2 separate regions of the Homo sapiens genome follow, and region 2 is linked to region 1. A link is an interaction called in ENCODE POLR2A ChIA-PET data of the cell type or tissue named here. Cell type or tissue: OCI-LY7. All regions are shown on one strand. Links, peaks and the distances in the headings refer to the core of each region. The heading gives the core; the rest is flanking DNA.

Region 1 (5,973 bases), core at 926-4,925:
TTGAAATCCTCAAAAAGCCTGCAGACTGAATAGCGCTGTACTGGGCACGCGCATTGCGCTTCCAGCCGCCCTTGGGTGCTGCGTGCTGGGCCGGGTCGGGTTGGGGCCTTCCTACATACTCTTGCGACCATTAGGCTCTTCTTGGGTGAGTTGCAAGTTAAAATTACCAGGGCTCTCTGAACATGGACCTTGGTGCTTTTTTTCTCTCTCCCTCTTCCGTGTTCTTTTTCAAACGCATCTTCTCCCTTATTAGATTCAGAGAAGCCAGACAGGGCAGGCAGGGGTCCTCAGATGTGCAGTCTGCAGGGCCTGAGGTTGTACACCAGGGCAGTGGAAAAGCAGCTAGGACTTGGACTTTCACAGTTACATCGACATTCTCCTCTTCCGGATGGCACATGCCCCCTCAATCTGACCTGAAGTCCCTTCCTCCTGGCCCCCTCTTCCTTCCACGTAGAACCCCTGGAACTGTCATTCTTGCTGCCTCCTGCTTACGTGGAGAGCCCTGTGTCCCTTTCACATCTCCATCTACCAGTCAGGCTCTTGGGCAGCAGCGTACCTGACTTAGGGCCTGTACCACAAGTCGTTTCTATCAGGCTGAATAGAGCCACCGTTTTTTGTGTGTTTGTTTGGTTTGGTTTGTATTTTTTGTAGAGATGGGGTTTCGTCATGTTGCCCAGGCTGGTCTCCAACTCCTGGACTCAAGTGATCCTCACACCTCAGCCTCCCAAAGTGCTGGGATTACAGCGAAGAGCCACAGCACCTAGCCTGAGGCTGACTAGAGGAACTGTCTCTGAACCATCTCTTGGACTCCAGCCTGTATGCACAGACCCCCAGGTTATTACCGTCTCCAGCTCCCAGCCCTACCCTGAATTCCTCAGTGCGCCGACTATGTCACCATCATGGCCAATATCCACTCAACTGTCTATTCTGCCTCGCACCTACAAAGAGCCTTACATGAGTCCTCTCACTTAATCTCTCCAATTTACTCCTCATGACAACCTTACATATCCCCACATAAGCAGGAAACTGAATAATTATTTTAAAATACAGTGTCGTTCTTGTACTAAAAACCATCTGGCTGCCCGATACTGTGGCTCACGCCTGTAACCCCAGCACATTGGGAGGCCGAGGCGGGCAGATGTCTTGAGATCAGGAGTTCAAGACCAGCCTGGCCAACATAGTGAAACCCCTTCTCTACTAAAAATACAAAAATTAGCCAGGTGTGGTGGCGGGCGCCCGTAATCCCAGCTACTCGGGAGGCTGAACCAGGAGAATTGCTTGAACCGGGAGGCAGAAGTTGCAGTGAGCCGAGATCACACCACTGCACTCCAGCCTGGGCAACAGAGTGAGACTCTATCTAAAAAAAAAAAAAGCCATTTGGCATCTCCCATCACACTTAGACAAAAATCCAAAGTCCTTGTTATGGTCTCCAAGGTCCTATAAATCTGGTCCTTGACCCCCCAAATCCAGACAACACATAGAGAGATGCACACACATCTCCCATCCTTCCTGCATCCCTCTTCTCCCACTGCTCAAGAGGACTCTTGTCCCTTTTCTCCTCTCAGGGCCTCTCACCATCTTAAGTTCCACTGTAGGGTGGACAAGACGCAGAACTGGAATGAGGCAGGCCTGGGTTTGATCCTGGATCTATTTACTGTATCACCTGGAGTAGTTTACTTCATCGCTGTGGACTTCAATTTCTCATCTGTAAAACAGGGCCAGTAGACCAGGTGCTGTGGCTCACACCTATAATCTCAGCACTCTGGGAGGACATGCAGGAGGATTGCTTGAGACCAGCCTGGACAGCATAGTAAGAACCCATCTCTAAGAAATATATGTATTTTTTAAATTAGCTGGTGCAGTAGCATGCACTTGTAGTCCCAGCTACTCAGGAGGCTGAGTGGGAGGATTGCTCCCAGCCCAGGAGATCCAGGCTGCAGTGGGCCATGATCAGGCTTCTGCATTGCAACCTGGGTGACAGAGCGAGACCCTGACTCAAAATAAAAATGGGGCCACTTATGCCTATTTGTTGCTTGTTTGTTTTTTGAGATGGAGTCTCTGTCACCCAACCTGGAGTGAAGTGGCGCAATTCTCGGCTCACTGCCACCTCCACCTTCCAGGTTCAAGCAATTCTTGTGCCTCACCCACTGGAGTGGGATTACAGGCATGCGCCACCACAGCTGGCTAATTTTTTTTTTTTTTTTGAGACGGCATCTTGCTCTGTTGCCCAGGCTGGAGTGCAATGGTGCGATCTCGGCTCACTGCAAGCTCTGCCTCCTGGATTCACGCCATTCTCCTGCCTCAGCCTCCCAAGTAGCTGGGACTACAGGCACCTGCCACCACGCCCGATTAATTTTTTTTGCATTTTTAGTAGAGACAGGATTTCACTGTGTTAGCCACGATGGTCTCGATCTCCTGACCTCGTGATCTGCCCGTCTCGGCCTCCCAAAGTGCTGGGATTATAGGCATGAGCCACCGCGCCCAGCCAATTTTTTAAATTTTTATTTCTAGTAGAGACGGTGTTTCACCATGTTGGCCAGACTAGTCTCAAGCTCCCGACTTCAGGTGATCTGCCCACCTCAGCCTCCCAAAGTGGTAGGATTACAGGCCTGAGCCACCGCGCCAGCTTCAAAGATGTTTATCTAGGGAACAGCTATGGAAGATGGAGATAGTGTCTCCCTCCAGAGCAAAGGACAGCCATGCTTACTGGCTTTGAGTTTCCTAAGCTTAGGGTCCTCTCCCACAATGTAATTCGCTCTGTGTGCCCACACTTGCCTGAGCCCATCAGCATCACCCCCATGGGACTTAGGGTCAAAAGGAACTAACGGAAATATGCTGGTGCTCATGCTGTTTGCTGCACAGCGATCAAGTCCTTTGTCTCTGACCCAGGACTCTCCTGTATTCTGCCAGCATTCTTGAACCTGACGGGCTACCTTGGTAGCTTGCAAGTGGGTAAGATCTCAGATGCTTCACAGTCCTTGACATAGAAGGTGCTCACAGGTGTTGGTGGTAAAACCTATTCGCAGCAGTCACAGTGGACAGGCCAGTGTCTGTGGAGCAATGGGCTTGGGCTCTTTCACACCCTTCCCTTGCCGACAATATATCACACCTTCAGCCAGGCATGGTGGCTCACAACTTTAATCCCAGCACTTTGGGAGGTCAAGACTGGCAGATCACTTGAGGTCAGGAGTTCGAGACCAGCCTGGCCAACATAGTGAAACCCCATCTCTACTAAAAATACAAAAACTAGCTGGGCATGGTGGTGCGAGCCTGTAGTTCCAGCTACTCATGAGGCTGAGACGGGAATTGCTTGAACTGGGAGGCGGAGGTTGCAGTGAGTGGAGATCCTGCCACTGCACTCCAGCCTGGGCAACAGAGCATGGAGTCAGGGAAGAGAAAGGAGGGAAAGGAGGAGGGGGAGGGGGAGGGAAGGGAATCACAGTTTCATGTGAGCCAGTCCAAATTGGTCCCTCCTTGTGGCACTGATGACATGGCTGTAGTTAGGCTCTTTTCTGGGTGATAGAGCACCCCACAGCAGCTCAGTCATGCACAGCTCAATTACAGCTCCCCCTGGGCTGGCTGATTTGGTGGGGATGGTTCACATGGCAACAAGTGGCCTATGCCATGTTGCCTGGCCTCTGAAAAACGTAACTTATCATTTGTATTTTCACACAGGCACTGAAAAGGGGTCAGCTATTCTTTTTTTTTTTTTTTTTTTTTTGGTTTTCACTGCAATGTGAATCACCTTGACATTTCTGTGAAACAGGAAGTGGCTGGATGATACAACAATAAAAATAATCACACTCAACTTGGTGTGTGTGTTTTCTTTGGGCCAGGCACTGTGTTAAGAGCTCTTTATGAAGTATTTCGCTTATTCCTTAGGACAACACTGGCAGCTAGGTCTTATCATCATTCCCAATTTGCAAATGAGGAGGCTGAGGCCTGGAGTAGTGAGAGATGTATCCACAGTCACCCAGTTGGGAGTGGCAGGGCTGGGGCTCCCGGCTGGCAGCCAGTGTACCTCTTGAGCCTGAGCTCTTACCAGTAGATTTCTCCCGTGCTCAAAAGGCGGGGAAGAGTGGCAGGGCAGAAGGGCCCCCTGATTTATCAAGCGTGAAGGTAGTTTCATCTCATTTCCAATCCCAACTCTCAGTGTCCATCGTTTTACTACCCACAGTAAGTGGCACATTAGAGGGGTTTAATAGCCACTTTCAGTAAAGTGTCTTTGGAGAGAAATGCTTTAGGGCAACCTTGTCCCCTCCAGGCCTTCATCACTTCCATCCCTCATCTTTAAAGCTGATGAGCAAGGCCGGGCGCAGTGGTTCATGCCTGTAATCCCACACTTTGGGAGGCCGAGGCGGGCAGATCACCTGAGGCCAGGAGTTCGAGATCAGCCTGACCAACATGGTGAAACCTCATCTCTACTAAAAATACAAAAATCAGTTGGGAGTGGTGGTGGTGGCTGCCTGTAATCCCAGCTACTCAGGAAGCCGTGACACAAGAATCGATTGAACCCAGGAAGTGGAGGCTGCAGTGAGCTGAGATTGTGCCACTGCACTCCAGCCTGGCAACAGAGTGAGACTCTGTCTCAAAAAAAAAATAAAACTGATGAGTGTGACCCCCTTCCCTTCTACCCACCCACCCCCTCGCCAAGAGCCATTTCTTTCTTCAGAGCCCAGAAGCTTCCCAAAGACATTCAGAACTCAGAGGGACAACACATGGAGGCGGCACAGCCTCTGACACACAGTCAGCCCTCGTGGCACGGTGGCTCTCCACCAGCAGCCCGTCTCTCACCACCCTGCCCATCTTGGCTTGCAGATCCAGACAATGATGAAAAGGTCTCACATATCCTGAGTGCTTACTATTTGGCAGGCATCTGCTAAGGGCTTCATAAATATCAGCCCACTGATTCCCTGCTTATTTTTATTTTTATTTTTATTTTTGAGACAGAGTCTCATTCTGTCGCCCAGGCTGGAGTGCAGTGGCACGATCTCGGTTCACTGCAACCTCTACCTCCTGAGTAGCTGGGATTACAGGCGTGTACCACCACATCCAGCCAATTTTTGTATTTTTGGCAGATGGAGTTTCACCATGTTGGCCAGGCTAGTCTCGAACTCCTGACCTCAAGTGATCCACCCACCTCGGCCTCCCAAAGTGCTGGGATTACAGGTGTGAGCTACCACACCCGGACTTCCCTGTTAATTTTTTTTTTTTTTTTTGGTGGGGGGGAACGGGGTCTTGCTCTGTTGCCAGGCTGGAGTGCAGTGGCGCAATCTCGGCTCACTGCAACCTCTGCTTCCTGGGTTCAAGCAATTCTCCTGCCTCAGCCTCCTGAGGACTAAGACGCGCACCACCACGTCTGGCTAATTTTTGCATTTTTAGTAGAAATGGGGTTTCACCATGTTGGCCAGGATGGTCTCAATCTCCTGACCTTGTGATCCATCCACCTCGGCCTCCCAAAGTGCTCGGATTACAGGCGTGAGCCACCGTGCCCGGCCTTTTTTTTTTTTTTTTTTTTTTGAGACAGAGTCCCACTCTGTCACCCAGGCTGGAGTGCAGTGGCGCCATCTCGGCTCACTGCAGCCTCTGCCTCCTGGGTTCAAGCGATTCTTGTGCCTCAGCCTCCCAAGCAGCTGGAATACAGGTGTGCGCCACCACACCCAGCTAATGTTTTGTATTTTTAGCAGAGACAGGGTTTCGCCATGTTGGCCAGGCCGGTCTCGAACTCCTGGCCTCAAGCAATCTGCTCACCTCGGTCTCCCAAAGTGCTGAGATTACAGGCATGAGTCACTGAGACTGGCCTCATTCCCTGTTTAAAAATGAGGAAAGCCAGGTGCAGGGTTGTGTGCCTGTAATCACAGCTACTCAGGAGGCTGAGCGGGAAGGATCACTTGAGGCCAGGAGTTTGACTCTATATTGACGGAGCAATATACAGAGACTGTCTCTAAAAAAAAGGAAGGGTAGGGGGTTGAG
Region 2 (4,135 bases), core at 1-4,000, 200 kb before region 1:
CAAACTGTGTTCAGATAAGACAAACACCAATCTGTAACCAATCTGGCTGGTTTCTATATCTCACGTGTGTTTTCTGTACTTCATTTTCCTTTCTGTCCATAAATCTTCCACCACGTGGCTGCACTGGAGTCTCTGAGCCCACTCTGGCATGAGAGGCTGCCTGATTCTTGAATTGTTCTTTGCTCAGTTAAACACTGTGAAACTTACCTGAGCTAAAGTTTTCCTTTTAACACTGAGCATCCTGTATTTTATCTGTTAACCCTGGATTGATATTTACAACTTCTTTCTTCCATACCCATTCTATGTTCCTTTGGTTCTTTTACTTCATGAGGTGACCCAAACTTCATTCCTGAAGGGTCTGAGTCCTTGGTTATTCTGCTTGTATTGAGTCACTTGAGGCTTTCATTAACACTGTCACTGAACCTGGCAATCCTCAGAGATATTTCAGGGGATCCCCTGGATACGATGGACTCCTTGTCTCCGTTGTATGGCAGCAACAGCTTCTCGGTGGACAGTCAGGGTCAGTCTTCCTCTTAGAGCTCTTGGTCCTGAGGCAAAGCGACAGCGGGGCAGCCTTTACTTCCGGTTCAAAAAAAGCTATGCAGTGTCCATTCCTGGCGGCATTCTCCCTTGGACACTGAGGCCTCTGAACCTTCAATGGAATGGGAAGACAATATTTTGTCAGAGGCTTTCAGGTAGGAGGACAATGGTAGCACTGTAGGTCCCCAGTGTCGCCTAGAAAAACAATATGGAATGAGGAGAAAAGATAAAATTATGCAACAGCAAGCCCTCAGGATAACTTGGAGACAAGAATGCTCAAACTTAAAAAGAACAAGAAAAACAAATAACATAGAAATTACCTGGCCGGGCGTGGTGACTCACGTTTGTAATCCCAGCACTTTGGGAGGTTGAGGTGGACAGATTCCTTGAGCCCAGGAGTTCGAAACTAGCCTGGGCAACATGGTGAAAACCTGTCTTTACAAAAAATACAAAAATTAGCTGGGTGTGGTTGTGTGCACCTGCAGTTCTAGCTACTTGGGAGGCTGAGATATGAGGATTATTTGAGCCTAGGAGGTCCAGGCTGTACTGAGCTTTGATTGCACCACTGCACTCCAGCCTGGGTGACAGAGTGAGACAAGAAAGAAAGAAAAAAGAAAGAAAGAGAAGAGAAGAAAAGAAAGAAAAAGGAAAAACAAATGGCAGCTCAGACTTTCCTTCCCACGCACCCATTCCAGCCCCACCTGCCACAAGACTGGCTGAGGAAAACTGGGGCAAAGGAGAGGAGGGAGTTGTAATGGGGCTTAAGCTTGATCTAAGACCTCACCAAAAACACTAAGTACACCTTGAGCCTGAAAATGTTCAAAAGTGTCTGCAGTAGTGTCAGAGCTGGGACAATAGGTGGGAGGTTTAAAAGTACACGTGAGGCCAGGCACGGTGGCTCACGCCTGTAATCCCAGCACTTTGGGAGGCCAAGACGGGTGGATCACCTGAGGTCAGGAGTTCGAGACCAGCCTGGCCAACATGGTGAAATCCCATCTCTACTAAAAATACAAAATTAGTCAGGTATGGTGGCATGTGCCTGTAGTCCCAGCTACTCAGGAGGCTAAGGCAGGAGAATCGCTTGAACCGAGGAGGTGGAGGTTGCAGTGAGCTGAGACTGTGCCACTGCACTCCAGCCTGGATGACAGAGCGAGACTTTGTCTCAAAAAAAAGTTATACGTGAAATGTGAAGCCACAGTCTTGGAAACACATAGATCCTTGGGGAGCAACTACCCACAAAAGAAAGGAAAAGTGTCCTTTGGCATTTGGGTGTGAAGAGAGAGGCAAATGGAGAAGTTTAATTGCCCTCCAAGACAAAAAAAAAAAGAAGGCCCACAACCCCCACCCCTGCAAAAACAAATTCACTAAAGCATCTGGACTTCACAATGTTGCCAGAAGAGGGCGTGTTATCTAGGGATCTTGTAAAACACCCAATACCACAAAAATGAATAATGAAAAGATAGGTTCATACAGCTATTGCAAAATATCAGAAAATGAATTTCATCACATATGAACCAAGGAAAATTCACACAAACCTCTGAAACAATAGCCATGAAGAAGAAGAAAGCTGTAATACAACACTAAACAGAACCAAATATATGCAAAACAAGCATTTGAAGACATGCAAAACCATTTTGGGTGGGAAATTTAAAAACAAAGAACAGAAATAGACAAAATAGAGGAAGAAATGAAAATAGATTTGGTTGAACTCAGGAAAGAAATGGAATAAACAGACAAAATTATCTAGAAGTAAAGATTAAATTACAAGATGCCCAAGGGAGAATAAATTCAAATAAAAATTTAATAAGGGGCATTGAAGGAATACAGGTAACCAAGCAAGAGAATGAAAATGAGATAAAGAAGTAGGCTGGGTCCAAAGAAAGTAATGGAAACAGAATATACTCAAAGAAGGAATCACATGTGTATTATTGGAGTCCCTGAAGAAAAAATAAACAAGTAAACCACAACTAATATTTAACACTGTAAGAAAACTGTCCAGGAGCAAAAACTCTGCACATTGGAAGAGCCCACTGGGAATGTGGGCAGATTCACTCAGTGTGATCAACTTTGAAACATATCCTAGTAAAACTCTAATTTCAAAGACTCTTTTTTTTTTTTTTTTTTTTTTTGAAACGGAGTCTCACTCTGTCAACCAGGCTGGAGTGCAGTGGCATGATCTTGGCTCACTGCAACCTCCACCTCCTGGATTCAAGTGATTGTCCTGCCTCAGCCTCCTGAGTAACTGGGATTACAGTCACCTGACACCACGCCCGGATAATTTTTGTATTTTTGGTAGAGACGAGGTTTCGCCATGTTGGCCAGGCTGGTCTGGAACTCCTGACGTCAGGTAATCTGCCCACCTCGGCCTCCCAAAGTACTGGGATTACAGGTGTGAGCCACTGTGCCCAGCCTCAAAGACTCTTTTAAAAAAACCCTCAAGGACTCCAGGCAAAAAGATCAAATAACTCACAAAGGCAAAATAATTAAATAATGAGAATGACAGCAGACTTTTTTTTTTTGAGACGGAGTCTCGCTCTGTTGCCCAGGCAGGAGTGCGATGGCGCGATCTCGGCTCACTGCAGGCTCCGCCTCCCAGGTTCACACCATTCTCCTGCCTCAGCCTCCCGAGTAGCTGGGACTACAGGTGCCCACCACCACACCCGGCTAATTTTTTGTATTTTTTTTTAGTAGAGACGGGGTTTCACCATGTTAGCCAGATGGTCTTGATCTCCTGACCTCATGATCCGCCGGCCTCCGACTCCCAAAGTGCTGGGATTACAGGCGTGAGCCACTGCGCCAGGCCAACAGCAGACTTTTTAAACCAGCATACAAAGCAAGACAGCAATGGAGCAGCAGGTTTTAGACATTACACCTTTACAAGTGTGAGCCAGGATTTTATATTCAGACAAACTATCCTTCAAGTATCATGATTATAGGAAACAATTTTCTGTTTTTCAGTAAGTACCTATGGAATTCTGCACCCATGAGCCAGTCTGATAGAGATGTGTTTCATCCACACCAAAGAGAACGATTATAAATACTATATATGGGCTGAGCATGGTGGCTCACACCTGTAATTCCAGCACTTTGGGAGGTCAAGGTAGGAAGATAGCTTGAGGCCAGGTGTTTGAGAACAGCCTGGGCAACATAGTGAGACCCTGTCTCTACAAAAATTAAAAAAAAAAAAAAGAAAAAACACAACAGCCAAGTGTGGTGGCGCATGCCTGAAGTCCTAGCTGCTCAGGAGGCTGAGGCAGGAGGATGGCAGCTTGAGCCCAGGAGTTCAAGGTTGCAGTAAGCCATGATCACACCACTGCACTCCAGCCTGGGTGACAGGGTGAGGCCTTGTCTCAAAAAAAAAAAAGAAAAAGAAGGCCGGGCACGGTGACTCATGCCTGTAATCCCAGCACTTTGGGAGGTCAAGGCGGGCAGATGACTTGAGGTCAGGAGTTTAAGACCAGCCTGCCCAACATGGTGAAACCCCGTCTCTACTAAAGATACAAAAATTAGCTGGGTGTTGTGGTGGGTGCCTATAATCCCAGCTACTCAGGAGGCTGAGGCAGGAGAATCACTTGAACCTGGAAGGTGGAGGTTG

What was found. ChIA-PET counts read pairs that join two places held together with the same protein. Peaks named below come from ENCODE experiments on the same cell type or tissue, not always from the same donor. Only the 100,000 strongest peaks of a DNase experiment are listed, where the experiment ranks them.
Region 2: POLR2A ChIA-PET joins it to region 1 with 5 read pairs; 1 of 35 experiments calls an interaction of 5 or more read pairs at or near these places.

The regions. Positions count from the first base shown.
Region 1 is chr11:65,563,868-65,569,840 of GRCh38, reverse strand. It overlaps ZNRD2-DT (ZNRD2 divergent transcript), which reads left to right. Exons shown (of 1, transcript NR_038923.1): 1 at 1-621. Among named protein-coding and RNA genes, the nearest start is that of ZNRD2-DT, 3.6 kb to the left of the region's middle. RefSeq lists an enhancer at 1-6. In OCI-LY7, for the core only: no CTCF peak of the experiment used is centred there; no DNase peak of the experiment used is centred there; H3K4me3 peaks cover 582 bases; H3K27ac peaks cover 1,136 bases.
Region 2 is chr11:65,767,792-65,771,926 of GRCh38, reverse strand. No RefSeq gene overlaps it. Among named protein-coding and RNA genes, the nearest start is that of AP5B1, 11 kb to the left of the region's middle. In OCI-LY7, for the core only: a CTCF peak has its summit at 1,934 (motif pointing right); a DNase peak (open chromatin) is centred at 1,946.